3 separate regions of the Mus musculus genome follow, and all the other regions are linked to region 3. Evidence: chromatin loops called from intact Hi-C (ENCODE). Cell type or tissue: left cerebral cortex. All regions are shown on one strand. Each heading gives the region's core, and the rest is flanking DNA. Links, peaks and the distances in the headings are about the cores only. Region 1 holds the start of Med18 (mediator complex subunit 18). Region 2 overlaps Phactr4 (phosphatase and actin regulator 4). Region 3 holds the start of Snhg3 (small nucleolar RNA host gene 3).

Region 1 (10,283 bases), core at 1,269-9,268, 110 kb after region 3:
ATGTCCACACAGTTGCGCACCAGGGCGTGGCGGTTCTTGTCTCCCATTTCGGGCTGTCCCAGGTATCGCAGATGCCAGGGTGCCCCTGCCCTGTCCATGGAGCGCCGGGCCCTTAGGACGAACGGGCTGGCCTGCTGGCCCTTAAGCAGGAAGACCATCTCGTGATCAAGGAAGGTCTCAGGCTCCATGTTGTCACACAAACCTCGGAGGCGATGGATGAGGCTTTCCAAACTGTGGTCCAAAACACTTCCTGAAGAGGCACAAGCACAGTGAGTCCCGGCTTTCATTTCATTTAGGGTCATGAAACCAGCGAAAGATACACACACCAAATAAATAGTTCTATGCAACGTTTTCTAAGAACAATCCATGGGATTCTATTTATTTGTCTATTCAAAACGTTTTATATTTAGTCATTCTTGTCTCGGCAAACTCGAGAATACAATGGCACATAAATGTTGGTTGGAGGATAACCCGCTAGAACGGATTCCCTGTGGGTCCCAGATTGAACCCAGGTTGTCTGACTTAGCAGCAAATGCCGGGTAGTGGTTTGCATGACAGTAGCCCCCACAGCTCCTGGATTTGAATGTCTAGTCTCTACTTCCTATTGTTTAGGGAAGGACTAGGAGGAACGTCCTTGTTGGAGGAGGTGTGTCAGTGGGAGTTTTCAAAAGCGGGCCCCCATCTTTCTGTCAGTGGCTCAGGCTGTAGCTCTCAGCTACTGCTCCAGCACCTGCCTGCCTTAATGGGATGAAAGGGGTGTTATCACCATGCCCGGCTTCTTGTTCTGAAGTATAATTATATGAAAAAGAAAATCTGAATTTGTTCTACAAATGGAAAAATTGCATTGGCTATAAATAAATCATTGTGGCTGGGTGTAGATCTGTGAGAGACCATGTGCTCCAGATGCAAGGCCTTGCTGGGGTTTGATCAAGGCACCAAGAGGACCAAGGCTGAGGGATGGAGCTTAACGGCTGAGGACTGACACAGAAGGCTCGGGGTTCAATTCCTAGCACTATAAAATAATAAAATTAAACAACAACAAAGATTAAATAAGATTAAACAGTTATTTAACTGAGCCAGGCATGCAGGCACTCAGGAGTCTGAGGCAATAGAGTCGCTGCAAGACTGGGGCTGGGAAAACCACTCAGAGGTAAAGAGTTTGTACTGCTCTTGCAGAGGCCAGAGTTCAATCCCATCCACATCAAGTGGCTCACAACCTGTAACTCCAACTCCAAGGATCCCAGCACCTCCTGCCTCGCATGCATGTACCATCCCCTGAAACACATGCACAGAGAACTAAAAATGGTATTTTAAAATCTTAAAAAAAGCTGGGCAGGGGTGGTGCATGCCTTTAATCCCAGCACTTGGGAGACAGAGGCAGGTGGATTTCCGAGTTGGAGTTAGAGGCCAGCCTGGTTTACAGAGTGAGTTTCAGGACAGCCAGGACTGCACAGAGAAACCCTGTCTCGAAAAACCGAAAAACAAAAACAAAAACAAAACAAAAAAATCTTAAAAAAAAAAAAAAACAATTAAAAAAACTGAAGCTCCAAAAATAAATATAAAGATAAAACCACCACATGTCCCCTGACCTGTATCAGCTGTTTTCTTTGTAACCAAAAATGAGAAGGAGACCAGATGCCCAGCCCAACTGTACTAGGAGAGGTGAGGGCACTGTGATGTGCTCATATACACATTTAAAATGGAGGCCGTGGAGCAACAAAAAGCTAAGACACGTACCGAAATGAATGAACTATGAAATAACAATGCTAACTCAACAACAGACACAGCCCAGTCAGCATGCACAGCGCATGCACACAGTTAGGCTCAGGCCCGAAGATCAGAGGTTAACACTGCTCCTGGACACCCAGCCAGTTAGAGGTCAGCCTGGGGGTTTGAGAGGAGGCTCAGCAGCTAAGAGTGCTGGACCTGGGTTCGGTGTCCACCAGCACCCACACGGTGGCTCATAATCGTCCACGACTCCTTTTCAGGGAACTGGACATACTTGTCTGACCTCTGACTCCCACACATGCAGGCAAGACACTCATACAGATAAAATAAGATTTAAAAATCTAAAAGAATCATTTTAATCATACTTGAAAAAAATTAATCAGCCTGGGCTCCTTAGTACTGCTTCCAAACAACAAAAACAATATAAATTCTGTCATAGGACATGACTTTATCAAGGATATAATGCTAGGAGAAATAAGCCAGTTGGGGACCTCACTCATGTGGGGCATCTAAGCAGCTAAGGTAGGAAACACAGTGGAGAGGTGAGAGGGAGACTCGGTATGAGGTTTTTTTGGTTTGTTTTGTTTTGTTCTTGTTTTTTGTTTTTAAATTTTATGTGTAAGAAGGAGTGTTTTGCCTGCAAGCTCATCTGTGAACTACCTGTATGCCTGAATCCATGGAGACCAGACTAGGGCATCAAATTCTCTGCAACTGGAGTTACACACAGTTGTGAGCTGCCATGTAGGTGCTGGGAATTGAACCAAGAAGCAGCCAGTGCTTTTAACGGCTGGGCCTTCTCCTCGGGCCTGAGTTTTAATTTTTCAAGATGAAAAAAAAAAAAAAATGAAAGTCATGCAGTGGTGGCTTGTGCCTTTAATCCCAAGCACTTGGGAGACAGAGCAGATGGACCTCTGAATTCTGAGTTCGAGGCCAGCCTGGTCTATAGACAGCGAGAACTATACGGAGACAAACAAAAATAGAGGAAAGAAAGAAAGAAAGAAAGAAAGAGCAAGGGAGGGAGGGAGAGAGAGAGGGAGAGAGGGAGAGAGAGAGAGAGAACAGACAATAGGACAATAGTGGTAAATATCTATAATCCCAGGCCCCTGCAGCCAGAAGGGTCTACAGAGTGAGTTTCTGGCCATTGAGCCATCTTCCCACCCACCCTCTTTTAAACACAGTTACAGGAACCCTACAGTTGCCTATAAGTCATCTCAACTTGCTCTAGCCAGAAAAAACTGAAAACTTGGTAACACAAGCTCCTTGGCTGACTTACCCTGCAGGAGGTACTCCATCATGTTAATGGTGCCCCCAGTGACGGGCATCATGGTGACTGGAGGCGCCTCCATGATGCCTCTAATTAGGTTCAAGACAACAGAACTGCAAACAGATCTTCCAACCGGAGAAGCACAGGATCCACCTGGAAAAGTCACACTTGTCCATACCCTGTTTGCTGCGGCAGTGGCCTTGAAACCAAAGCTCATTCAGTCTTAACTTTGCACATCTGCTTATACAGCCGGTTCCAAGAACGGGTGACTCGGGAATAAGAGGGGTTCTAGCTCCGGAGATACGGAATAGCCATCTAGTATCAAGTTCTGAACCTTATAAACGTTTTTCTATGTAATCTCGAGGCAGCTATGTAACCTCTTGTTCCGAAACCTACTGTCTCGTTTAAAATAAGACCAAGGGTGTTTAACCCCACAGCCCTCGTCTCCCCCACCCACTACCTGGCTCGAAAGAAACCGACATTCATATTCAAAAATGGTAACTACACTGGGCTACACTGAGAGGCCTCGTTTCCAAACATAAAGAAATAAAAACCGGCTGTGTTGGGGGGAACATCTGTAATCTCAATACTTGGGGACAGAGTTAGAAGGACGGCTGCAGCTTCGGGCTAGACTGGTCTATATAGCAAATCCCGGCCAATTAGGGCATCACAGTGAGACTGTCTCAAAGAAAAAACAAAAGAAAAGATCCGAGGGAGACCTAAGGACCTTGTCCACCCTTCACTCTATGCGGAGGCCATGCAGACTCAGGGAAAGGCCCCAGGGCACACGAGCGATGTAACTAGAACTGGTTCTGCCTTTATGAGAACGCCTCTGCAAATGAGCCAGGCGGGAAATATGAAGTTAGAGTGACTGTCCCGGTCCTCCCACGCGGGCAGCCGGGACACGTGTGCACTTACACTAGCAACACGTCTCCGTCCGCGCTACAGATCCTTGTAAAGCTGGAATTAAATCCACGCGTGCACACCCGCAATCCGCACCCCCAAATGCCGCCAGCGCAGAGCCAGAGAAACCGCCAAACTCTCCCTTCAGCACTTCCGGTAGGAAGCTGAGGGACAGGAAACTTCTCCGCTACCGCCCCGAAAAGTAAGGGTGCCGAGAGGGCAAGGAACGCGCCCGCCTTCTGGCACCGGTGTGCAAGAGCGCACGCGCAAGGTTCGGGGCTGCTGTTGCTTTGGGGTCCTAGTCTAGAGTGGTACCGTGGAAGGTGACTGTCATAGGACAGCTCTAGGATACGTTTTTTTTTTTTTTTTTTTTTTTTTCAGCTTCGACGACCTGGATGTTTTGATCAGATCTCATAAAGCCGATTGGATACCATATTTAAATTTTGAACTCAGCCACTGGGGGGAGCGAGGAAGGAGAGTCACATTGAAAAAGAAGGGAGGCGGAGGTGGCGGGGCTGGCAGTGAAAGAGATGTAAAATGAATAAGTTAAAAATTAAATTAAAGAAAAAGAAAAGGAAGGGGTATGTTGTAAATCGGAAACGCTAACCACAGCGTTGTGTATTTATATATAGACCTCAGCAGGAACAATATTTTGTGTGCTTTCAAGGGTCTGGAGAAACAGCTCAGTGCTAGAGCCTTGTCTGACATGTGCAAGGCCATAAGTTTAATACAAAACAACAGCAAACTTGTTCAATTTACAGTGCATACCATAACTTTAAATACATGGGACCAGGCACAGTTCAAATCTGAGAACCTTGGGAAGCTGTGGTAAGGATCTCTCCAGCAGAGCCATTCAACGCTTAAACAATATTGTGAGGTTTTTAATAAATAAATAAATAAATAAATAAATAAATAAGTTAATTAATAAGGGCTAGAGAGATGGCTGAGCAGTTAATAGCCCCTGCTGCTCTCTCAGAGGTCCCAAACTCCCACATAGTGGCTAACAACCATTTATAATTTCCTTTCCAGGGGCTCTATTACCTTGTCTGACTACATCAGTCACTGCATCCGTGTGGTAGACATGCATACACACTTGCAAAAACACTCATAACACAAAATATAAATAAATAACTAGGGGCTGGGAAGATGGCTAAGCAGTTTAGAGCACTTGCTGTTATTCAGAGGACCTGGGTTCAGCCCTAACACCCATATCATGTGACTCACAACCACCTGCCACTCTAGTTCCAAGGGATCTGACACCCTCATCTGGCATCCATGCTAAAGGACATACATGGTACACATATATCTAGGCACACATATACATTAGATAGATAGATAGATAGATAGATAGATAGATAGATAGATAAGGATTTTAAATTCAACAAGTACTTATTGAACTCTGTACATATGCCAAACACATAAGGGACATAGAGTGAGGCACCCTTAATCTTTCAGGACCCCTCCCTCCTTAACATTTCCCCAAAGGTCACTACCTCAGGCAAGGGTACCTGGTTCCCAGTCAGTCTGGGCAGCTTGTATCAGCTCAGGGCTCCACCTTGCTGTCACATGAAATCAGCTTGCTTCTCTGCCACTTTGTTCTTCTTTCTGCCACCTCCTCCCATGGCTTGACAGTTTAATCTCTAATACATCTTTCTTTGTAATCATGGAATGGTCTAGTTCAGTATATATCAACATAATCACTTATGACATTCAGACAACAACAAGAAGTTGAGTATTTAAGATTAAGAAAAATGCAGGGCTATACAGCTCAGTGGTACAGGGTGTCAGGCCTGAGGTTTGATCCCCAGCACTGTAAATAATATTAATAACGCCTGTAAGGCAATGTTTTAAGAGGTTAACGAAGCCGGGAGGTGGTGGTGCACGCCTTTGATCCCAGGACTCAGGAGACAGAGGCAGGCAGATTTCTGAGTTCGAGGCCAGCCTGGTCTACGGAGTAAGTTCCAGGACAGCCAGGGCTACACAGAGAAACCCTGTCTCAGAAAACAAAAAACAAAAAAACAAAACAAAACAAAAAAGAGGTTAATGAAAAAACTCGTGAGACAGTAGCACGCACACTGTAGTCCACACTTTCCTGGAACTCAAGGCTCAGGACAAGTGTGAGTGTGAGCCACCACCCTCTTCATTTAGCTGATGATGTTAAATAACATGGAGAGCCAGTCCTGGTGGTGCATGGGAGGCAAAGGCAGATAGATTTCTGTGAGGTCCAGGCTAGCGTGGGCTACAGTAGTGAGGTCCAGGCCAAACAGGGCTACACCATGACACTCTGTCTCAAAATACACACACACAAAACACATGGGGAGGGGGAGAGAGCACACACTGTGAATCTACACGCAACAGTACGGACTAGACAAGTAAGACTCCAGGTGCATACTAACACTGATACTGAGTAACTGAGTAACTAGCTCCTAAGACTTTAGGGTTGGATTTGAGGCCTGCACCACAGGAGAAATTTCCATCTGCTACTGTAAACCTAGTCAAAAGCCTGCGGCTTGTGAGGTCACCAGTACTAGTAGAAGACACTGCTGTTGTTTTGCTGAAGAACATGAAATACCAGTCAAATTGCCTTCCAAATGGCTACGTTTATAGGTAGAGGTTAATAGGTCTGTCAGCTTTCCTCAAAGAAGCTTCCTTTTTCAGTGGGCAGGGATCCCTGAGGAGACTCCTAACTAGTTGGTCAGACTGATGAGAGACTGCTGGATGTTCAGCCATGAATGAGAGAGCTCCCATAACACTCCACAGCTCAGAGAGCATCACAGAAGAGGAGGCCCGAGGAAGGGGTAGTGCTGCTGCTGTCAAATGCTGACTTCCGGGCATGGTGTGGTCATGGCCGGTTTGAACTCACAGTGTTGTGCTTACCTAGCTAGATCTGCTTAAGATTGGGCCCAACCTGTCCGAGGGAAGGGAGAGGTTTGGGAGGCCCCACCCCTCCCTGAAGACTTCCAGCAATTAAAGTTTATTAGGCGAAGGGGAGACATTTTCTTCAGTGCTGCAAGCTACCGACAAAGCACACCTGCTCCTGTAAGCAAGCCCAACGAAACTCATTGGGGAAACCACAATGGAAGTAGAATGGCAGCTAGGCAGGAAGGAGCAGGGGGAATCTGTGGGACTGGGGAGGGGCTAGAGGAATCCGTAGGGTATGTATGGCTGTGACCAATACATATTCTGTACACGTATGAAAACGTCATATGAAACCCATGATTATGTGTAATTAATATGTGCTAGTAAAAACAAAACAAAACCATAAAAGGCTGGCACTATGCCACCGTAGGTAAAGAAAGAAAGAAGGAAGGAAGGAAGGAAGGAAGGAAGGAAGGAAGGAAGGAAAGAAAGAAAGAAAGAAAGAAAGAAAGAAAGAAAGAAAGAAAGAAAGAAAGAAAGAAAATGTCTGCCACCAAGCCTGAAACTTGCTTTGACTATCAGGGACCCAAGTGTTTGAATGAGAGAGTCCCAAAAGTTGTCTTCTGACCTCTGTATGTATACTGTATACCCTGGCACATGTACACCTTGACACAAGAATAAACAAATAAATGGAATTTAAAAGGCGTCATAAGCAGGTCATCATGGCACATGCTTTTAATTCCAGCACTCAGGAGACATGGTAAGACTCTGTCCCCCACCCCAAATTAAAGGCCATATAAAATGGTTGTGTACGTCTCTGGGTACATTCCTTGCCTTGCATATGTGAAGTCCTCCGTTGAATGCAGAGTGATGAAGCTGCCCATCTGTAATTCCAGGACCCAGGAGGTAGAGGCAATAAGATTAGGACTTCAGGTGAGTTTGAGGCTGGCTCAGCATACAGAAGACCTGGTTTGTTTGGGGATTTTTTTTTTTTACATAATAGAGAATGAGCCTAGGACATCATGCATTTGAGGCAAATACTTTATCACTAAAATATAGCCCCTCCCCAGAGACTCTGTCCTAAAGAAGAAAGAGGAGGAGACAGAATAGGTTTAATGACTCTTCAATGAAGGGAGGAGAGAGAAGACAGAGTCAGAATTCTCCAGATTTTTGCCTTGGGTGCTGGGGCTATAGTAGTACTTTTTTCCCCCCTCCTACAATATTGGGCAAATAAGTGCTCTGTGAGCTCCTGATTGGAGGAGACCTGCTTCTTCTATAGAGATGCAAATTTCAGAACAGAATGTCCAGTGATTTATGTGGGTTATTGAGACAACCAGGTCTTTATTAAAGCTTAAATAAGGTGAGAAGAGAAGAGAAGAGAAGAGAAGAGAAGAGAAGAGAAGAGAAGAGAAACGTGCCCAGGGCCACACTGCTACTAAATATCTGAGCTCATATTTATTTATTTATTTATTTATTTTTGGTTTTTCGAGACAGGGTTTCTCTGTGTAGTCCTGGCTATCCTGGAACTCACTCTGTAGACCAGGCTGGCCTCGAACTCAGAAATCTGCCTGCCTCTGTCTCCCAAGTGCTGGGATTAAAGGCGTGCGCCACCACTGCCCAGCCTGAGCTCATATTTAAATTCCGTTCTCTGTGACACCAAGTCTGTTCCTATTTCTGTGAGAGTAAAATCAAGGCCATTAAATGCTGAGATGATCTGCCCACGTCCCTTTCCTCTCTGATCAGGAACACCCAACCCTCCCCACCTGTGTGGCTCACTCTGGCCTTGCCCTGCTCACAGATCTACCTCCTGTACGGCTTCTGTTCAGCCTTCTAGAAACCTCTATCTTCCCACTGAACCGTAGGACTCATTCACTTGATTTTCATCCCCCTGAAAATCATTTTTTTCAAGCATGCATGCTTGGGGGTGTTGGAGGAGTTCATATGTATGTGTGCCAGAGTACCTGTGAAGGCCATAGGTCAACTGTAACTACTGTTGCTCAAGAGCCTTTCACCATTTATTTATTTATTTATTTATTTATTTATTTATTTATTTATTTATTTGAAACAGACTCATTTGTCCCAGAGCTCACCAAGGTGGCTAGACTGGCTGACTGGCCAGCAAGGCCCAGAGATCCACCACCTGGGCCTCCCCTGCACAGAGATGAAGGCAAGCACGCTCTCTTACTCTCCTCTTACTCCTGTGGTTTCCAGGGACCTCAGATCTTCATGCTGGCAAAGTGGGCTTGACTATCTCTGACGTCTCTCAAATCCTTCTGATTTTTATTAACCGTGCCTTCTCTGGCCACCTGTTTTCATGAGTAATCCAAGCCAGATGTAGTAGAGTATACCTGTGATGGATGCCAGCTACTTAGGAAGCTGAGGCAGGAGGATCACTGAACACCAGCAGCTAGTGACATAAAGATACTCTAATCTAAAGCTAACCAGTAAGATGGGTCAGCAGGTAAAAGAGATAGCCTGATGGGTTGATTCTGATCCCAGATCACACAGTGGGGAGAAACAAATAGCTCCCAAAAGTTGGTCTGTGATGTACACACACACACACACCAATAACAAATTAAATTAAATTAAAAAACAAGACTACAGTTTTTGAGTGTGATGATGAATACCTATAATCCCAAAATTTGAGAGATAGGAGAATTGTCAGTTAGAGGCCAGCCTGGCCCCACAAGGAGACCCTGTCTTAAATTAATAATGGGCTGGGTTGTAGTTTGGTGATAGAGGAGGTGCCTAGCAGATAAAATGCCTTTGATGCCAGCAAGAGAATCAGGAGTTCAAGGTCATCCTTGGCTACGTAGTGAGTTCAAAACCATCCTGAACTATAGAAGTCCTTGTCCACCCTCCCCTGCCCCACTAAAGAAAAAAAAAAAGTTAAGCAAAAGAAACCCCTCTAGGTCCATGTGTCTTCGTGCATTATAAGTGAAACCTAGCGAACTCCGATTCAAACATGTTAGCATTGAGAAAAGGAGTTGAACCTTATAGAGTGGTCCTCTACAAAGATGCACAGCCTCAGTGGGTCTGCACCTTTGGGTTGGCTTTGTTTATTTCTTTGTCTCCTATTATGATAACTGCAGCTTGGTTTTTAATCGTAATCACGAACAGGAAAACACCTGGTGACAAAAAAAATGATACAGTCCTTGGAGTTTGGTTTGGGAGGACAGAGGAAAACACTCCAGGTCGTTTGGTGTCTAATGCTCCTCCCTGGGTGCTGACTCTAGAGTTTATCTTCCGGCACCACCCCCTGGGTGACAAACAGCAGGAACCATTTAATCTGGGGTGGGGGTTATGCAGAAAGTCTACTGCCTGAGGGTAATTGCCATATTTACCTGTTCCCTTCCATCTAGCCAACTCACCCCAGCTGCAGGTTGACCAGGGGTTAAGCTGCCTAGAGGGGATAGCTATAATAGTTAATGTATTACACACGTCCATAAAAGATTAAAGATCAGCTCCTGCTTTTTAGCTGAACTGTAACTGTCTGTTTGGGTCGTCTGTTTCCCCCACCACCACCACT
Region 2 (10,283 bases), core at 1,015-9,014, 59 kb after region 3:
TACCACCGTGGTCAGCTCAACTCCGCCCCCTTTCTAATTCATTTGATAATTTCTCCCAAGACACTCTCCAGTCTCAGCCTTTCAAGACTTAGGATTTTAGACATGTGTCACTTCTGCCAACAGACCTCTACAGCCCTGGTAGCCCATAATATACTATATAGCATATAGCAGTCTACACTCCAGGCACTTGGACCCCTGAGGCATGAGAAGCAAGCATTCAGAGAACCTGACCTTGTGCCTGATTTTCACAACTCTCCCTCATCTACCCTCATCTTTAGAGCTGGTGACCCTCGGAGCTCTGAGCTGCAACACATTCCTTCCAATCTAACTCACCCAGCCACTCTCTCCATCTTTTCTTTCTGAATCTGTCCAGCTGCCAGGCTTCAACCTCCAGTGCACGTTCCTTCCTTGAACCTTGTCATTCCCGAGAGAGACTGCCTGAGACACTCATCTCTGTGATCAGTTACTGAGGCTATGCCTCTGCCTTCAGCTGCACATGCAACGTTTGCTGCAAGCATCTCGACTTGTCGCTTCCTTGTTGGACTGTATATTCCTCGACAGTAGACATGGTGGGTGTAGTGGCCAGGTTGAGGCAGGAAGACTGCTTGCTGTTTGTTCAAGAGTAGCCTGGGCTGCATGCAGGTATGTGCCACCTTATCTTTCAAAACAATAACTAACTAACCAAATAAATAAGGTGGGGACTGTCTTCACAGCCTCATAAAATAGCAGAGAACACAGTATATTATGGCATTCAAGAACTACTTGGGGACCAGCAGATGGCTTACTGGGTAAAAGGGCTTGCTTCAGAAGGCTGATGAGCTGACTCTCATCCCCAGGACACACATGGGGAAAGGAGAAAATCAACCCCAGGCTCTCTTGAGTTATGGTGCATTTCAATTATGAAATGCGCATAAGCCTAGAAATTATAAACACATAATAATCACCTATCAGTTGTTTAAAAAAGGAAGGAAAAAGACAACATAACTGAGATCATCTTGCTACGTGCGCTTTATGGGTTATTATAAATTGGCTTCCACATGAGGCATATGTTATTATAAATTAGTTTCCATGAGTACTTTTCACAGAGGCTCACTAGTTTACCCTGTGCGTATGATGCAGGTACAGGGAAGCCAGAGGTAGATGTTGGGTGCATTCTTCAATCACCCTCCACCTTATTTTTTGAGACAAGTTCTCTCACTGGGACCTGGAGCTCCCCAGTTAGGCTGGCCTGGCTGAACAGGGAGCCTCAGGATCCGCCTGTTCCCACCTCCCCAGTGCCAGGATTACAACAACAAGCCATCACACCTTCCGTTTTTGCATAGATCCAGAGAGTTTAAAGTAAGTCTTTACCAAATGAGCTAATTCCCTAGCCTCACAACTACTTTTATTTATATAGAAAGTTAACTTTAGGGGCTGGAGAAAAGGCTCAGCGGTTAAGAGCACTGACTGCTCTTCCAGAGGTCATGAGTTCAATTCCCAGTAATCACATGGTGGCTCACAACCATCTGTAATGGGATCTGATGCCCTCTTTTGGTGTGTCTGAAGACAGCAACAGTGTACTCATAAACATAAAATAAATAAATAAATCTTTAAAAAAAGAAAAGAAAGAAAGTTAACTTTATCTGACATTAACAATTCCAAATCTCTTTAATCCCAGCACTCAGGAGCCAGAGAAAGGCAGATCTCTGTGAGTTCGAGGCCAGCCTGGTCTACACAGTGAATTCTAGGACAGCCAGAGATACACAGAGAAACCCTGTCTCAAAAAAAAGTCCAAATCTCTTAAGAACTTAAATTTTATCTTTTCTCTGTGCGTATTCTGGATCCAAGTGCATACAAACATATGTGTGCAGGCCAGAGTCAGTTCTGGGTATTTTTCTCCCAAACAAACAAACAAAAAATCTAAGAAAATTTTATTTTCTAATTAATTCATTGCTTATTAGTAGTGATTTTTTCATGTGCTCATATGTGTTTATGTATAAGTGTGCATGCCTGCATGAGTACATGTTTATGCAGATTCATATGAAGACCCAAGCACAATCCCATATGCCATTGTCCAGACCACTGCCCATCTCATCAGTCAGGCTGGCCTAGGTAGCCAGGGAGACCCCAAGGATCAACCTGCTTCCACCTCCCCAGCACTGGGGTACAAACATCACCACAAGGCCCACCATTTTCTTTTTTTATATGTATGAGTACACTGTAGCTGTCTTCAGACACACCAGAAGAGGGCATCAGATCCCATTACAGATGGTTGGGAGCCACCATGTGGTTGCTGGGAATTGAACTCATAACTTTTGGAAGAGCAGTCAGTGCTCTTAATCGTTGAGCCATCTCTCCAGCCCCCAAAGCCCACCATTTTCAAGTGGGTTCTGGGAATGCTTTACCAACTGAACCATCCCCCAAGCCTGCCTGCCTGCCTACCTGTCTATCAGTCTGTCTGTCTGTCTCTCCATCCATCCATCCATCCATCCAACCACCCACCTAGCTATCTTATTTTTTGATATGGAGAATCATCTGTAGACCAGGCTATACTGGAATTAATTACTTATCTCAGTCTAGCATCAAACTAGTGGTAACTTTCTTGCCTCAGTCTCCAGAGAGCTGGGATTATAGGTGTGAACCAACAGCAAGCATATATTATTCTTAGAGCTTTAAGGAAAAAAAGCAAACACTACAAGAGAAAGATGAACTATCATTACTTTTAGCCTCATTTAATCTCAGAGGAATTTACCTCCTACGCCTGAAGGACTGTAACTCACACAAGTCGATGCTTCCTCCTCCTTTTAAACAGAAGGGAAGGGCTGTATTGTTGACATACGTTTAGCTTCCAGTGTTAAGATAATATCATAAAAAATTTCCCATCAGCGTTAAAACAAGACACACTAGCTAGGAGCATGGCCACTTAATAAATCCCCTTGATCAGATAAAGAGTGGTTCTCACCCTTCCTAATGCTGAGACCCTTCAGCACAGTTCCTTATAATAATAATAAAACAATAAAATTATTTTAGATAATTTGATAAAACTTCAAATTTCAACTTTAAAATTCAATTATAAAAATAGAATTTTGTTGCTACTTCCTAACAGCAATCTTACTACTGTTATGAATCATAGTGTGCATCTCTGACATGAAGGATATCTGATATGTGACCCGCAGGTTGAGAGCTGCTGAGATAGAGGCAAGGAAACACAACAAACCCAAAAGCTCTACACATCATAAGTACTACTCAATTTAGTCACAATAAGAGCCGGGTGAGGTAGTGCACGCCTTTAACCCAGCCCTTAGGAGGCAGAAGCAAAAGGATCTCTGTGAGTTCTAGGCCAGCCTGGTCATTGTAGTAAGTTCTAGGACAGCCTAGAGAGACCTAGTCTCAAAAAAAAAACCAAAACCGAAACCAAAACCAAAACCAAAACCAAAATTAGACATAATAGATACACTAGGCCTTTGGGCCATTGTCACTTTCACCCCTCAAGGGCACCCACTTTACTCTAGAATAACCTCAGACTTCCACACTAAACAAACAGAGCTAAAGGAAACTGACCTTATTGGTTTGGCAAATGAATTGCTCACTACATTAACAAATGGTTTCTTACATTTTTTTAAAAAATGTAACAATTTTAATCAATTAAAAATAGGTATAACAAAGCCGGGCGTGGTGGCTCAGGCCTTTAATCCCAGCACTCGGGAGGTAGAGGCAGGCCGATTTCTGAGTTCAAGGCCAGCCTGGTCTACAAAGCGAGTTCCAGGACAGCCAGGGCTACAGAGAAACCCTGTCTCGAAAAACAAAAAACAAAACAAAAAATAGGTATAACAGGCTAGAGAATTAGTTAAGAGTACGTGTTCTTGCAAAAGACTGGGATTCAATTCTCAGCACACACAGTGGCTCACAACCATCTGTAACTCTAGTCCTATGGACCCAATGCCTCCTTCTGACCTCAGTAGGCACCAAGCACACACACAGTGCACATATATAATGTAGGCAAAGCACTACAATAATATTAATTTTTAAAAATAGTATTACCAGCCAGAAAGTAGTGGTGCACACATTTAGTCCCAATACTTAGGAGACAGAGGCAGTTGAATCTCTGAGTTCAAGGCCAACCTTGTCTACAAAGCAAGTTCTAGGACAGTGAAGGCTACACAAAGAAACTATGCCTGGGGATGGGGTTTAGAGGATATAGATCAATTCAGGGGGTACCTGCCTAGCATGCACAAGGACTGGGCTCAGTCCCTAGCATTGCATAAAACCAGTTGTGGCACACATCTGTAGCCCTCAAACTCATTTTAACTCACTTTATAGTAAGTTTAAGGCCAGCCAACTGGGTTGCATATGATCCTGTCTCAAACCTACTTTAAAAGGACCATCAAACCAAGCAGAGTGGTATTCTTGGCCATCCTGCTCTACACAGTGAGTCCCAGGCCGTCCAGGGATAGATACACAGTGAGATCCTGTCCCAAAAGTGGGTAGAGGGAGTTGGATCTAAATGGCTCAGTTGGTAAAGATACTGACTCCCAGAGTTTGATCCCCAGACCCCACTTGATAGAAGGAGAGACTCTTAAAAGTTGTCCTCTCACCTCTACACTGCTGTGCTAAACATACACACACAAAAATTATTAAAATAAATATGAAAAGACCCATAAGTTAAACATGAAATTCATTTACATGTCCTATACAACTTACAGGTAATTTTATATATTTGTTTTCAGATTGTGGTCCACCCCATTCTCACTCAGGCAGACAGAATTTTACAATTATTTTAGCATTCAAAGAATTTCAGACTTTGTAAAATACAGATTTTATTCTATGTGTACGAATCTTTTTCTGCATGTCTATGCACAATGTATACACAGTGTCCTCAGTCGCCAGAAGAGGGCACTGGAGCCCCTGGGACTGGAATCGCAGAGGGTCGAGTCACTGGGACTCACACTCAGGTCCTCTCTCTGGAAGAGCAGCCAGTGCTCTTAACCTCTGAGCCATCTCTCCAGCCCCATTACAGATTTGAGACTAGTGATGTCCAAACCCAACTGTACTGGAAACATTTGGTGTTACACACACTGTCCAGCCATGGCCATTCTTGTCTCACTTATCTCCCTGTGCTTTGTTCTCTTTTCCTCCCCTCCCTCCCTTCCTTCCCCCCTTCCTTCCGACTTCCCTGTTCTTGGAAAAGATCTCACACAATGTAGGTGTGGTCCTCTGACCCCTGGAGGATGGCCCCCTGCATGCATGTCCCTGTGCAGGGTCACGTCTCACTATCTGCAGCTTATTATATCAACACTATCTTTAGGAACAGTCACGGTGCTATGAAAATAAGTTCAGTCTCTCCAATCCTCAAAATAATTTCAAGAATAACCTGATGACATAACTAGGTCGATAAACAAGGTGCTGTCTGCCCTCTAGTGTTCAAACTAAAGATCTCCCAATGAGCTAGCTATACTTCTATAAAAACATGCTCAGCCACCTAGGCTCATTAAAATCAACAAAACAAACAAACAATCAAACAAACAAACAAGCGTATGTCATCTCAATTGAGGTAAAAAATGTAACCTGAACTTCCTGATTCTGGTTACCAGGTCAGAAAGCTCAGCCTCAGTCACATCAATGGCAACAGAGCAAGACAGAAGAAAATAAATTAATATCTCAAATACAATTCCTAAGGGCTGGGGACACAGCTTGTTTTACAATGCCTGCATATACACAGGAGGTATGTGCCTCTCCTAACCACGGAATCATCTTTTCAGTCCCTTACATCTAATTTGCAATATAGTAAATGTCAGCAAGCAGAAGCTCATTAGGACCCTTAATTATGTTAAAAGTATGAATGGAGTCCAGCACTGTCAAGCACTCAGGAGGCAATGGCAGAGGGATCTCTGAAAGTTCAAGACCAACCTGGTCTACATAGTGAGTTCCAGGCCAGCTGGAGCTACAATGAAATCCTGTCTCAAAAAAAGCAAAACAAATGGGGCTGGAGAGATGGCTCTGTGGTTAAAAGCACTGGCTGCTCTTCCAGAGGTCCTAAGTAGCTCACAAATGTCTGTACCTCCAGTTCCAGGGTCTCTGACACCCTCACACCAATGCACATAAAATAAAGATAAATAAGTTTATTAAAAAAACAACCAGCCAAACAAACAAACAAGAACACCAAACCCCTAGTGCTGGGTATGGTAGCAGAGGCAGGAGGATCTCTGTGAGTTTGAGGCAGACTGGTTTACATGAGCTCCAGGACAGCCAGGACTAGGTAGAGATCCGATCTCAAAAGCAAAAACTAAAAATAAAATAAAGGACAAAAGCTAACAGATGAGAGTATGAACGGATGCTGAGAGCACAAAGTCTGAGAGGCACTGTTCTACATCAGCATCCTGAGCGTGAGATAATGCACTCAACGCTGCAACAGGTAAGAGCAAGCATCCATAAAAAAGCAGGCCATACTCACCCGATGGGTCTTCCATGCCACTGCTAACCAGTGTAGGGAGAGAAGGAGTAGTTTCTGAAAAGAGAAAAGGTAAAAACAATACTGAAAACATCAAATTTACCATTTTCTAAATTTCTTTGAAATAAACCCAACTCACTAACACTTTAATAAGTGCCGGGCATGGTGGCCCACGCCTTTAATCCCAGCACTCGGGAGGCAGAGGCAGGCAGATTTCTGAGTTTGAGGCCAGCCTGGTCTACAAAGTGAGTTCTAGGACAGCCAGGGCTACACAGAGAAACCCCGTCTCAAACAAAACAAAACAAAAAAACCAAAAAAAAAAAAAAAAAAAAAAAAAAAAACCAAAAACAAAAAAAACCAAAAAAAACCCAAAAAACAAAAGTACCACAAATGACAAAAAGAACTGACAGTTCTCGACTTTCACACGGACACTGTGCCATGCATGCACACACAGAATAAGTAATTATTTTAAAAATGAACATTGCCTTCTGGGAGTTTTAAGGGGTATTATTGGGATACAAGCATAACAAACTAAAATATCAGGAAAAATCTAAGTCTAATTGTGTGTGTGTGTGTGTGTGTGTGTGTGTGTGTGTTGTTTCCTGCTTTTTGAGACAAGCTCTCACTACTTTTCATTTTTAAATACATTATCCTCAGTCTCCTACAACATGTTAAATCTCCATCTTGCATTCAATATGTAAAGAAAAGGGCAAAGTTTTGTGTAAATCAAAAACAAACCTGCTTTGTGGCACACCGCTCTAATCCCACTCCTGAGAGGCAGAGACAGGTGGATCTCTATGCGTTTGAGGCCAGCCTGGTCTACAGAGTGAGTTCCAGATAGCCTGAGCTATCTGGACCCTAAATAAAAAGATCCTGCCTCAAAAGCTAATTACATAAATAACAAAACAACTTATATGCATCTCTGAGCAGAGATAAGAAGTATATTTTTACAACAATATGAACTAACCAGTACCTGGGAGCTCTTGTCTTTAGCTGCATATGTATCAAAAGATGGCCTAGTCGGCCATCACTGCAAAGAGAGGCCCATTGGACTTGCAAACTTTATATGCCCCAGTACAGGGGAACGCCAGGGCCAAAAAGGGGGAGTGGGTGGGTAGGGGATTGGGGGGGTGGGTATGGGGGACCTTTGGGATAGCATTGAAAATGTAAACAAGGAAAATACCTAATTAAAAAAAAAAAGAAGTATATTTTTAGGGAGGGAAGTAATTTTATAGAAGAAATTATCTTTTTGGGTACAGGAATCTAAATTTAGGGCACTCACGTATGAAAATAAAGCAACAGAAAAATGTTTTATTTTGTTTTGCTTTTTAAAATATTTATTTATTTATTTTATGTATATGAGTACTCTGCCTTCAGACACACCAGAAGAGGACACTGGATTCCCATTACAGATGGTTGTGAGTCACCTTGTGGTTGCTGGGAACTGAACTCAGGACCTCTGGTAGAGCAGTCAGTGCTCTTAACCACTGAGCCATCTCTCCAGCCCTGCTGTTTTTTGAGACCTGGTTTCACTTAGTATCTGGCTTGCCAATTTATGGAGCTGCTCCTGTCTCTGCCTCTTGAGTTAAATTAAAGATCTCCAATACCATGTCAAGCTAAGAATTTTGACTGAATATAAATATTTACTCAACTTCTTGAGGGTCAAATCTGCCTCATCTAGCTTTGTGCCCAGGCCAGTTTCCTAACCAATCTCTCTTATGTCCTAAGCACATTCCCTGATCAGCAGTATGAATGTAAACTCTAATTGGGATCAATTATTAGCAGAGAGAACTGGGTTTAAGATGGGGTTTTGATGTAGACTACAGGGCAGGGCAGATACAGGGTCAGACATACAGCACAGATTTCTCCTGGCACAAGGTGTTTCGGGTCCAACTCTTAAGAGTTTCAGCCATGGCAGGTGGTGCCATGGGAAGGAATGTACTACTTGACTGCAAGACAAGAAAACAGTAGCTATAATGACAGTGGAATTGAGAAATTACTGTTGGGCTCAACCACTATGACAGAAAAAGAAAACAAACAGGTAAGAGAGATTAACCGTCATCTGACAGGCAGACCGGAAGGCCTCAAAGTATGCTTGGTAACCTCCAAAGTTCTCTCTTGCAGGAAGATGGCAGAAAGCTCTGAGGACCAGCCTAAGAACCAATCAACAGAGTAGCCCAGCTCCAGAGCTAGCTAGTTTACCACAGAAACTGTGGTATATGATCCTATGTATGCTGAACAATGGTATAACATCCTATGTGTGCTGTGGTATACCATCCTACGTGTGCTGTGGTATCCCATCCTATGTGCACTGTGGTATATCATACCATGTGTGCTGTGGTATACCATCCTATGTGTGCTGTGGTATACCATCCTACGTGTGCTGTGGTATCCCATCCTATGTGCACTGTGGTATCCCATCCTATGTGTGCTGTGGTATACCATCCTACGTGTGCTGTGGTATCCCATCCTATGTGCACTGTGGTATCCCATCCTATGTGCACTGTGGTATCCCATCCTATGTGTGCTGTGGTATCCCATCCTATGTGTGCTGTGGTATCCCATCCTACGTGTGCTGTGGTATCCCATCCTATGTGCACTGTGGTATCCCATCCTATGTGTGCTGTGGTATCCCATCCTATGTGTACTGTGGTATCCCATCCTATGTGTGCTAAGGTATACCAACAGAGGGGCCCTGAATGGTAAAGAATGAGATGTTAGTATGGAATCAAGAGCTCTGAGCTGATGCCTGCTGAGGCTTAGATGTGTTAAGAACCTTGTCCCCAAGGTGCTGGTATTGGGAAATTGAACCTTTACGAGCTAGGACATAATGGGGAGGGAAGAATTAGGTACTTTGAGAGAACTGTTAAGTTTTTGAGAGGGCAAGTTGTTATAAAGACCTGTGCCTGACCTTTTCCCTGCTTATGTGTGCCCCCACCACTGCCATGTCATGGGTAGTAAGGGCCTCACCAGAGGCCCTCAGTAAAAGCTGGAAAGCTTACTGGCTCACAGCACTTAGGGAAATCTCTGTCTAATCATTACTTAACCACTAAGGCAAACAAGTGCAGACTGCAGTTGGTACATAGAACAAAGAACACACTTTACAAGTTTAGTCCAAGAAAGCTACCAAGCAAGACCAAAAGAAACCCACAGCAAGGGAAGTTTATTCCAGAGCTGCCAGATCATATTACTTTAAATGGCCAGCCAGTACATATGTGCCTGTGTGTAATGTGGTGTGTATGTGTGTAAAGCCAAAGAAAAAGGGTCTAAAAAGCCAGAGAGTCAACAAATAGGAAAGTATGGCTTGTGATTAGGCAAGAAAAAGCAGTCAAAAAAGCTGAATTGAGCCAGAGGTGTTCCTCTAATCCCAACAGTCAGGAAGCAGAGGCAGTCTGACCACTGTGAGTTAAGAGGCTAACGAGATGGCTCAGCAGGTAAGAGCACTGACTGCTCTTTCAAAGGTCCTGAGTTCAAATCCCAGCAACCACATGGAGCCTCACAACCATCTGTAATGGGATCTGACGCCCTCTTCTGGTGTATCTGAAGACAGCTACAGTGTACTTATGTATAATAATAAATCTTTGGGCCTGAGCGAGTGGAGTTGACCAGAGCAAGTGGGGTGAGCAGAGATCCTAAAATTCAATTCCCAACAACCACATGAAGGCTCACAACCATCTGTACAGCTACAGTGTACTTGCATACATAAATTAAATAAATAAATCTTAAAAAATAAAAAATAAATAAGGAGGAAGAAAAGGAAATATAAAGAAATCCCTAGCTGTTAAACTTAGAAGATTTAAAATAAGCTACTAAATCTAAAGAACCAAGGGCTATCTATGTATGAAGTTCAGTGGAA
Region 3 (10,283 bases), core at 1,596-9,595:
TAAATCTTTGCTGGACGTGGTGGCGCACGCCTTTGATCCCAGCACTCGGGAGGCAGAGGCAGGCAGATTTCTGAGTTTGAGGCCAGCCTGGTCTACAAAGTACAAAGTGAGTTCCAGGACAGCCAGGGCTATACAGAGAAACCCTGTCTCGAAAAACCAAAAAAAAAAAAAAAAAAAAAAAAAAAAAAAAAAAAAGAAAAAAGAAAAAGAAAAACCAAAAAACTCTCACTAAAATCCTTACACAAGCAGCCCTATAAGATTTAAAGTGTCCCTGAGGAGAAAAAAAAAAAAAAACATTTAATTGGGTATGGCTTTCCTGAGAGCAGTGATCTGTACAGAGTATTTTCTGTGTTTTGCAATCACTTCTGACTCCAAGTTGTCCTAAACTGACATTTTTAGCATTTTAAACAGTTTTCTTTATCTTTATGAGAGAGGGTCTCACTGGGAGCCCCTCCTGTCTCTAGCTCCTTAGAGATGGGACTAAAAAGATCTTCCATCACGCCCAGTTACTAAAGAGCAAAATTGGCACCTGAAAAGGGCTGCCAGCTGGGGGAGGGGTCATTCACCATACACAGCTGTCACCTACCATTGTGTCTGTTCCTGCTTGTGGAGGTCAGAGGGCAACTCTCAGGACCAAGTTTTGTCTTCCCACTTTGTGGGTTCCAGAGAGCAGAGTCAAGCCTTCAGGCTTGGCAGCAGACACCGTTACCAACAGAGCCACCTCCTTTGGACAACTGCTTGTCAGCTGCATTTCCCCTGCTGTGCAGTGCCAGCTCCAAAGCGACCCCCTGATGTCGTCTTACCTTTTCAGGTTGACTTCTGCTTCCATCCTGGCCTCCTCTCCTGGATGGTAAACTGTGAAGTTTCTCCAAGCTTCACCCTGGAAACTGAGGTCTTTCTCCAAGATGGTATTCATTCACATGGCTTAATGTAATTATAGAAAAAGGCCCATCACTGATCTTGCCTTATAAATGATTTTTTTTTATTGTTTTGGTAAAGCCTCGGGCTATCTTCAAACTCCAAATCCTAATTGCTTCAGCTTCCCAGTGCTAGGACTGCACCAAGCCTCTGTCCCTCAATCTCATTTTGTTTTTGGTTTTTCCAGACAGGGTTTCTCTGTGTAGCCCTGGCTGTCCTGGAACTCACTTTGTAGACCAGGCTGGCCTTGAGCTCAGAAATCTGCCTGCCTCTGCTTCCTGAGTGCTGGGATTAAAGGCGTGCGACACCATGCCCGGCTCTCACTGACTTTTAAAATCCACTTATATATTTTATGTATGAATGCTTTATCTGCAGGTATGTCTACATGTCAGAAGAGGTTATCAGATTCCATTATAGATGGTTGTGTGCTACCATGTACCCGTAACACTACGTCAGGAGTAGGACAGGAAACACTAAAAGGATGAAGCCCTTCATTCCAGAGCCTGCTGGAGTCCCTTGCCAGCTAAGAATTCCAGTAAACATTTGGTGTGAAGGTTGTCTTAGAGATATGACCAAGTAAGACTTAAAACAGGGCCAGGCGTGGTGGCACATGCCTTTAATCCCAGCACTCCGGAGGCAGAGGCAGGCAGATTTCTGAGTTCGAGGCCAGCCTGGTCTACAAAGTGAGTTCCAGGGCAGCCAGGGCTATACAGAGAAACCCTGTCTTGAAAAACAAACAAACAAACAAACAAAGACTTAAAACAGGGCTGGAGAGATGGCTCAGCAGTTAAAAGCTCTGACTGCTCTTCTAGAGGGTCAGAGTTCAATTCCCAGTAACCACATGGCGGCTCACAACCATCTGTAATGAGATCCGATGCCCTCTTCTGGTGTGTCTGAACAGCTACAGTGTGCTCATATGCATAAATCTTATGGGGTGAGGTTGGGGACTTAAAAGCAATGAATGATGCTTAAAGTCTGCACATATATGAACTTGGGTATCACCCTACTGCCTTCCCAGATGTGCATTTTCTGGGTATCTCAATACTTACAGTAAACTTATAGGGTATTATCTGTCATGATCTTATCCAGTGCACCCCAGGAACCACCCATGGTCATTCCCATTTCTCAAGGGACTTTTTGAAGCCCAGCTGTGTGTGTGTGTGAAGACAATTAAGCAAGGGCCTGCTCCTAGAAGCCCATGTACTAACCCTTTCCCAGATTAGACCGTGCTTAAATCAGTGATCTTCAACCTGAGTCACAACCACTGTGGGAATTGAACTCAGGCAGTGTTCTTAATGGCTGAACCATCCCTCCAGTCCTCAAACCGTTTCTTTCTTTCTTTCTTTCTTTCTTTCTTTCTTTCTTTTTAAGATTTGTTTATTTATTTAATGCATATGGGTACACTGTAGCTGTATAGATGGTTGGGAACCTTCATGTGATTGTTGGAAATTTTATTTAGGACCTCTGCTCGCTCTGCTTGCTCCAGTCAACCCTGCTCACTCCGGCCCAAAGATTTACTTATTATAAAAAGGTACACTGCAGTTGTCTTCAGACACACCATTAGAGGGCGTCAGATCTCATTGCAGATGGTTGTGAGCCACCATGTGGTTGCTGGGACCTCTGGAAGAGCAGGCAGTGCTCTTAACCACTGAGCCATCTCTCCAGTCCCCTCAAATCATTTCTTTTTAACTATGTCTGTCTGTGTGTGGGTTTGTGCATGAGGGCCCAGTGCATGCAGACTGCAGAATAGGGTGTTGAAGCTTCTGGGGCAGTTACAGATGTGAGGCTGAGAACCAAACTCCAGTTCTCTGAAAGAGCAGCCTCTTAACCATCTAACTCCATTTCTAGGGGATTCCATGCACATGGTACACAAACACACAGGAGTCATTCACATGTTAGTAGGGGGCTGAAGACATGCCTCAACCATTGAGAGCACTCTCCCAGGGGATCCAGGTTCAATTTTCTGCACCACCCACATGGCAGCTCACAAGCATCTAACTCTAGTTCCAGGGGACCTGACACTTTCATAGTTATAGAGGCAAAACACTGATGCACAAATTATATATTTAAAAAGCCTTTATAAAATAATAAATCTTGAGAAAATGGGGGAAATCAGCCCAGTGTTAGCAGTGCAGGACCTTAATCCCTGAATGAGGGAGGCACAGGGGGGCAAATCTGAGGTCTAGAGCAGCCTGGTCTACAGAAGGAACTCCAGGATAGCAAAGCTACACAAAGAAACCCTGTGTTGAAAGACAAAAAGGAGAGTCCCAGAAGTTGTCAGTCATTAGAGGGGTTTTGGGACCTTGTTTCTGTTTAGGGTTGAGCTATCAACTTAATGTCAACATTGGGACTTGAACTCAGGGCCTCTCAGATGCCAGACTAGTGTCCTAACTTTTAAGCTAGCTCAGATCCCCACCAATCATTTTTGTTAAATACTTGTGTACATACTGTCCCGATACATACCTGCGTTCAGGAAGCCAGGATGTTACATGGATACTGTAGTAGGTGCTCTAACCATTGAACCATTCCCAACCCCATTATTCTTATAAGACCTTGTATATGACTGGGTAGTAGTGTGGCACACCTTTAATTCCAGCACTTAGGAGGCAGATGGGAGTTTGAAGCCAGCCTGGTCTAGAGTTCCAGGTCAGGACTACACAGGCTATTATAGTTTATTATAGAACTAGACATTTATAGTTCTGTGCTCTTTACTGCTGAGCCATCCCACCCACTCTATCCAGTTAGGTGTGTACCAATTACGACTGCTAAGATTCCCTATCTTTTGCAGAATTTCACCATGTAAACCTAGAAGGCTTTAAATTTGACAGGTCTGCTCTAGAGTTTAGGAACTAATCTTTCCTACTAATTTAGGGCATCGCGCACTCTAGGCAAGCACTAAGCTATACTCCCAGCCCTGTGTCAAACAGTGAATTGTAAGCATGTTGTATACATGGGTAGGACATCTGAAGGTCACCAAAACAACCATTAAATTTTGGCAATCAAGGGTACTTGCACAAGGGAAGAAATAACACTCTGAAGCACTTGGCCATGGTAGTGGCAGGCAGCTCATCACAAGTGAAGAAACACAGGCAGAAATTTCTGCTGTACCTGGAAGACCAGGTACAAGAAACAAGGGCAGGTGAAATGGCTTTTTACTTTAAAAATCAGAGGTCTGGGCTGGCAAGATGGTTCAGCAGGCAAGAGCAGCTCTTCTGAAGGTCCTGAGTTCAAATCCTAGCAACCATGTAGTAGCTCACAACCTAAATGGTATCTGATGCCCTTTTATGGGATGTCTGAAGACAGCTACAGTGTACTTTCATATAATAAATCATTCTTTTAAAAAAAAGTAGACCTAGGGGCTCCACTAGCCAGTCTTGCAGCTCCATTTTGCTTCACATCCCTTCTGGTCTAAGTGCAAACACTCCCCAACCCCAGAGGCCACCAATTCTCACACCCATTTTCAAGAACAGGGAAACACAGCATCTCTAAGGCCTACCTTCAAGGTATCTCCCCAGTGGCCCCATCACTGAGGGTCTTAACTTTTCCATGATCAAGGCAGGCAGCAGAGTCATCAATTTTCCATTATGACCTAGGGACCAGTCTACCTCATATCATAAGGCCCCTGTTAGGCCTATCCATGTTGAACTGCTTGGGACTAACTTCCCACATAACTCATCCATTCGACCAGTTTCCTATCTCACACTCCAGAGCAGAGGAAGGAACAATCTTAGTATTTGGAGGGACCAAGCACTCACTCAGGGTTTATCCTGACCCACCTGCAGCCTTCTGCTCACACACACACATTAAATCACAGGAAAAGACATTCAAATGCTTTAATTCAGATTTTAACTTATGACAATAATCTTACAGAGAATGTGGGAACAGAAAAATGACATATATGGTTTATATAATATGGTCTGGGGGAAACCTGTTGGGACCTCAAAAAATGAGAACCATGGTGAAGGTTCTCAAATCTAGACATAACCTATCAAAAGAAATGTATTTACCAGAGTTAAGTAGGCAGAAAAGCTTGCCCCAGCTTCTAATGGCCGAGGCTGTAACAGACAAAATTTTAGCACGCTGTATATAATAACTATTCAGTAGGTGCCCCCGCTGATTCTCTTCTTTCCTGGAAGAGGGGAAAAAAAAAACAACACAAACATCAGGTTCCTAAAGTTGACATACCAAAAGCCTTAGGAATTTAAATTTTTGTTTCCTGCATGGTTTGTCTCCTCAGTCATGGTCCACGGGACTCTGAGAAGTCGTAGGAATATGCAGGCGCAGACTCGAAAGCCCAGCTTCATCTCCAACGTTGTGGAAAGGGACTGTACATCACCGGGCAATGCCCTAAGCTCCCGTTCGCCACTAGGACAGAGCCCGGGGAGAGTGACCTCCCGGGATATCCACGTTGGAATGTCTGGTTAGCACCCAAACGTTTAGTCAACTTCAACAGGCGACTACACCCCCCCCCCCCACACACACAGTGTATATCACTAATAACGTACACATGGAGCAGAAAGCACTAAGCCAGCCTCAGGGTGAACGTACCTCCATCAACAAAGTACCTGAAATCATTGACCGGGTCTGCAAGAGAAGACTTTAATCAGTAAGTTAAACCCTTAGAGTACTCGGACGCACCCCCAGATTGCATGACTTAAAAAACTGTTTCCTGCATGGTTTGTCTCCTCAGTCATGGTCCACAGGACTCTGAGAAGTCGTAGGAATATGCAGGCGCAGACTCGAAAGCCCAGCTTTATCTCCAACGTTGTGGAAAGGGACTGTACATCACCGGGCAATGCCCTAAGCTCCCGCTCGCCACTAGGACAGAGCCCGGGGAGAGTGACCTCCCGGGATATCCACGTCGGATAGTCATGGTAATGTCTTTTTTTTTGACAAAATGCCACAGGGTCCTTTTGCCAGACCTCCAGCTGGAGGAAAAACCCCAAAAACGCCTGTCTCCAGAGTGCTGTGACTACAGACTTCAGCCACCTTTTCAGATCTTGAAGCAAACAGAACACAACACCCCCATCGGAACCAAACTATCCAGAAATTATCTACCTAAAAAAGGGTCCTCTGAAAAATGGGAGATTAATGAACAAAAAACTGCAGAAATCCCGTTACAAGGTGAAGAGAAAGTATAACTGGGAAGCAAGGCGAAATGATTAAGTTAAAACCGAACGCTGGAAGGCGGCTAACACTTCAAATCACAAGGCAGGAACCAAAGACCCTGTCCTCTTAAAGTGAACATTAAAGGAAAGTGCGTAGACCAACTCAGTCTCCCAGGCAATAATCCTGCGAGCGTTGGGATCCCCGAAAGAAAACGGTTACTGGGCTCGGAGGCGCGTGACCTCACGCCATGCTCGGCTAGTGAGCCCGGCCTCCCACACCGGGTCCGCCCAGCCGCGACCCTGCCTGTCTGCGGAGCCCGTGCGGGACCGCGCGGGCAAACCCTCAGCAGCCGAGAGCAGCGCACTGTACTCACCAAGAACAAGCACACCAAGAGAGCGACGCCTAGAGAGACAGACCCGCGCCGACGCAGCCATATTTATACCTTAAGTAACGCCCGGAAGTCAGGCGTGGTCGACTATGCCTGCGCCTGCGCAGGGTTACGCTCACTTAGAAGCATTGGAAATGCGCTAAGGCTGATGGGATCGAGAACTTTTACCCTACTAAGGTGTTGGCGGTCTTAGCGTGAAATTGTTGAGCTTGTGAGGTTTGTCCTCTCGGCCTGGATACACTGGTATATGCAAAATGAAAAAAAAAAAAAAAGCCTAGAGAAATATTTTCTAGATTCCAGAGTTTGAATCTACTTTGTTTGTGGAAGGAACAGTTGATACAGAACATAGATGCTACAATTAAAAACTTCCCATGGAGGGGGCCTGAGAGGTGGCTTAGTGGTTAAGATTCCTGGTTGAAGGCGGGAGGGTGGCGCACGCCTTTAGTCCTAGCACTCAGGAGGCAGAGGCAGGCGGATTTCTGAATTTAAGGCCAGCCTGGTCTACAGAGTGAGTTCCAGGTCATCCAGGGCCACACAGAGAAACCCTGTCTCGAAAAAACAAAAACAAAACACTAATGCTGTTTCCCAGATTTTTAAGACATGAAATTAAGCCTGATGAATGTTGTTGTGAAATATTTATTTGAAAGAATGGCTGTCTGGGCGTGATGGTGTAGGTTTTTCTGTTTTGTTTTTTGAGTCAGGGTTTCTCTGTATAGCCCTGGCTGTCCTGGAACTCTTTGTACACCAGGCTGGCCTCGAACTCAGAAACCCGCCTGCCTCTGCCTCCAGAGTGCTGGGATCAAAGGCGTGCGTCACCACACCCAGCTCCCATTGAGCCATCTTGTTGGCTCTGCCCTCTCCTTTCTGACATGGTTTTTCAGACCTCAGTCTCTCTCCACGAAAAACAGTGGGCAGTGTGAACCTTCAGAACAACCTTCTGGAGATGTTTTAACCCCAAAGCTGCAGGAACAAGGGGAGACCTAATAATCTGGACCACGGGAACATGGGATCAGAGAAACATCCAACAAAAAGTTCTGACTACTGGTTTCTTTTCACGCTTAGGGAAGGGTAATGTGCCAAGTGCCAAGCAGCAAATGAGTCACTGCTGAGGTGCCCTGGGCAGAAACTGGGCAGCCTGCCAGAGAGGACAGGCAGTACCAGCCACTCTGGTGACACCAGCCTGGTGACACCAACCTGAGGTTCATTCAGCTGTGGGCCATATTGAGTTAATCCTTGTAAGGGACTGTTGAAACTCCTTGTTCTCAAACATATGTAAAAATGGCATTTGTCAGCTGGGCGTGGTGGCACATGCCTTTAATCCCAGCACTCTCGAGGCAGAGGCAGGCAGATTTCTGAGTTCAAAGCCAGCCTGGTCTACAAAGTGAGTGCCAGGACAGCCAGGGCTACACAGAGAAACCCTGTCTCAAAAAAACAAAAACAAAAACAAAAACAAAAAAAAAAAAAAATATATATATATATATATATAGTATTTGTCTTGACCTTTAAAACAAAAAAACAAAAACAAAAAAAAACAAAACAACAAAAAAAAACAGCCGTGAGTGGTGGCGCATGCCTTTAATCTCAGCACTCCGGAGGCAGAGACAGGCGGATTTCTGAATTCGAAGCCAGCCTGGTCTACAAAGTGAGTTCTAGGACAGCCAGGGATATACAGAGAAACCCTGTCTCGAAAAACCAAAACCAACCAACCAAACAAACAAAAAACAAAAAAAAAAAAACCAACCCTGACCTACACAATCTCATTTTCCAGACAGGGTGGGGAGTGGTTAGGCAGGTGAGGCACCTAGTGGAGTTACCAGACATAGGGGGTTCCCAATACTCCTCTCTCTGCAATTTAGAGAGAGGGGCCGGGGAATGAATATCATATACCCTGGGCTATGCTGGCTGGCTTTGAATTTGTTATATTATTCAAGATGACCTTGAACTTCTGACCCTTCTTGGCTTCAGAAGCACCCACCGGGAACACTTTGTCTTGTTTGATGCTGGGAACTGAACACAGGGATCCCAGGCAAGTGCTCTACTGGGCTATATCCCAGCCCTGTGATTTTTGTTTGTTCAGAGAAACAAACAAACATGATAGTTTCACTTCTGGCTACATTTAACATTATCATTTATCTTCTTTTTATTTGAAGTCGTTAGCAGTATTTTGGGTGTCACTTTTAAGTTGTTTTAATCTTCTTGAATAAAACAAAAGACCAGAGGTGAGGGATATGGCTTAGGGTGACTGTCTAACATGCATGAGGCCTGAGCTCAATGCCCAGCACTAAAAAAGTAAAAAGTAACACAAATTCAGTTTTTTTGATATTCTAAAATACTTTAATAATTAAGATTGGTAGGAAGGCTGATATACAACGTAATTATGTATTTTACAGGATTCTGTACAGTAGGGAAGCATCTTAACATGCGACAGCGAGGCTTTAAGTCCTTTACATTAGGACTGTAAGCTTCCACTTACAGAAAGAAGACACATAATCAACTTTTATATACATAAAAACAAAACCACTGCCTAGATGCAGCCCTAACATATCCTGCTTCAGAAGACAGATGAGATGAACAGAGTCAGAGCCCTTGATGGCACACACAAGCAGACGGGAGCTCAGGATTGGCACGTGAGGGAGAACAGCTGAGAGAAGCCGTTGCTGGCCGGCAGGTATGGTGGGTGCATCTGTGAGCCCTGTACTCGGGAGGTGGAGGCAGGGGATCCTTGGCTACATAGTGAGGCTACATAAGACCCTGTCTAAAAAAAAGGTTACCACACCCCAGACAGCACAGGCATATGCAAAGTACTCTCTAAACCTGGGACAGAGAAGGAGAAACGGGGCGGAGCAGGGTGGAGCAGGGCGGAGCAGGGGCGGAGCAGGGGCGGAGCACCGGCCTTGCTTGTGAGAACTGAGCCTTGGTCAGGATGTAATCGCAAAGGTTAGCAGCTCTGGCAACCTTGTATCTAGACAACTCACAGACTTGACAGAACTGTTGTTTTCTCTTCCTTTACTCAAGCAATATCAAGGTTTGAGGAGATGGGGACGGAGTGGGAAGGAGTCTTTGTTCCATAGACAGAAACTACATGGCAGGAAGAGAAAAAACAAACAAAAGCACTTTTTCCTTCATAGAGAAGAAAGTACTAGTTTTAAGGTCACTTTAGCTTTTTTTGTTTGCCCTATATTCTAACTCTTTAATAAGTGTGATGCTGACAAGGAGAAAATTGCTGAAAGAATACAGACAGGAAATAGAATAAAGCAAAAAACAAACAAACAAGAAAGCAAAGCCTTTTTAAGAGCCACAATCCACTAGCTGTTAAGGTGAGTAGAAGCTGGGTGTGGCCGTTGCCCTCGATGATCGCAGACTGGGAAGGCTGAGTAAGGAAGACTTCAAGTCAAAGGCTAGCCTGGGCTACATACTGAGGTATAGACTAAAACAAAAAGAAAAGCGACAAACCCAGTTACATTTCCCTTCCACTTACAATGTAAGTAGAATCCAGGCAGGAACAGTAAGGCTGTGTGGGTTTCAGGAAAAAAGTTCTTTGAAAAACATAACCAAATCTGCACCCCAATACAAGTGGGGAGGCCTGGCTGCAACAGGAATGGGAAGGCAAGTGAGGTGTTCGTTGTCGGGAGGGGGAGGGGCTAATTCAGTAGAGGGGCTGTGCAGTAAGGAGGGCCAACAGCACCAAGGAGTGAGCATGGGCACCTGTAGCGCACAGTGCTCCCACACAGTGCTCCCACAGGCCAAAGTGATTTATAGTATCATTTGGTACAGGGAACGTATAATAAAGTCTGCCCCGTGAGTCAGTTCTCTGCCAAACCGGCATTAACAGTAAGGCCTTTTTCTTGGTTTGTACATAGAAAATGCA

What was found. Peaks named below come from ENCODE experiments on the same cell type or tissue, not always from the same donor. Only the 100,000 strongest peaks of a DNase experiment are listed, where the experiment ranks them.
Region 1: a loop joins it to region 3, with 2.1 times the contacts of the local background. A loop is called at or near these places in 2 of 42 quality-filtered maps.
Region 2: a loop joins it to region 3, with 2.4 times the contacts of the local background. A loop is called at or near these places in 15 of 42 quality-filtered maps.

The regions. Positions count from the first base shown.
Region 1 is chr4:132,459,864-132,470,146 of GRCm38, forward strand. Med18 (mediator complex subunit 18) reads right to left here and starts at 4,058. Exons shown (of 3, transcript NM_026039.3): 1 at 3,911-4,058; 2 at 3,002-3,145; 3 at 1-250. The coding sequence starts at 3,074. In left cerebral cortex, for the core only: a CTCF peak has its summit at 4,348 (motif pointing right); a DNase peak (open chromatin) is centred at 4,101; H3K4me3 peaks cover 1,923 bases; H3K27ac peaks cover 1,234 bases.
Region 2 is chr4:132,406,640-132,416,922 of GRCm38, forward strand. Phactr4 (phosphatase and actin regulator 4) reads right to left here. Exons shown (of 13, transcript NM_001161797.1): 2 at 6,431-6,484. The coding sequence starts at 6,446. Among named protein-coding and RNA genes, the nearest start is that of Phactr4, 11 kb to the right of the region's middle. In left cerebral cortex, for the core only: CTCF peaks have their summits at 1,590, 4,837 (motif pointing right) and 5,404 (motif pointing left); DNase peaks (open chromatin) are centred at 4,890 and 5,326.
Region 3 is chr4:132,347,197-132,357,479 of GRCm38, forward strand. It overlaps Phactr4 (phosphatase and actin regulator 4), which reads right to left. Exons shown (of 13, transcript NM_001161797.1): 13 at 8,727-10,283. It overlaps Snhg3 (small nucleolar RNA host gene 3), which reads right to left and starts at 6,490. Exons shown (of 3, transcript NR_003270.2): 1 at 6,401-6,490; 2 at 5,467-5,502; 3 at 4,737-5,047. It overlaps Snora73b (small nucleolar RNA, H/ACA box 73b), which reads right to left and starts at 5,330; the gene lies at 5,126-5,330. It overlaps Snora73a (small nucleolar RNA, H/ACA box 73a), which reads right to left and starts at 5,783; the gene lies at 5,579-5,783. RefSeq lists a cis regulatory region at 6,229-6,748. In left cerebral cortex, for the core only: CTCF peaks have their summits at 2,498 (motif pointing right), 5,748 and 6,429; DNase peaks (open chromatin) are centred at 5,797, 6,488, 7,497, 9,109 and 1 more place; H3K4me3 peaks cover 2,388 bases; H3K27ac peaks cover 1,225 bases.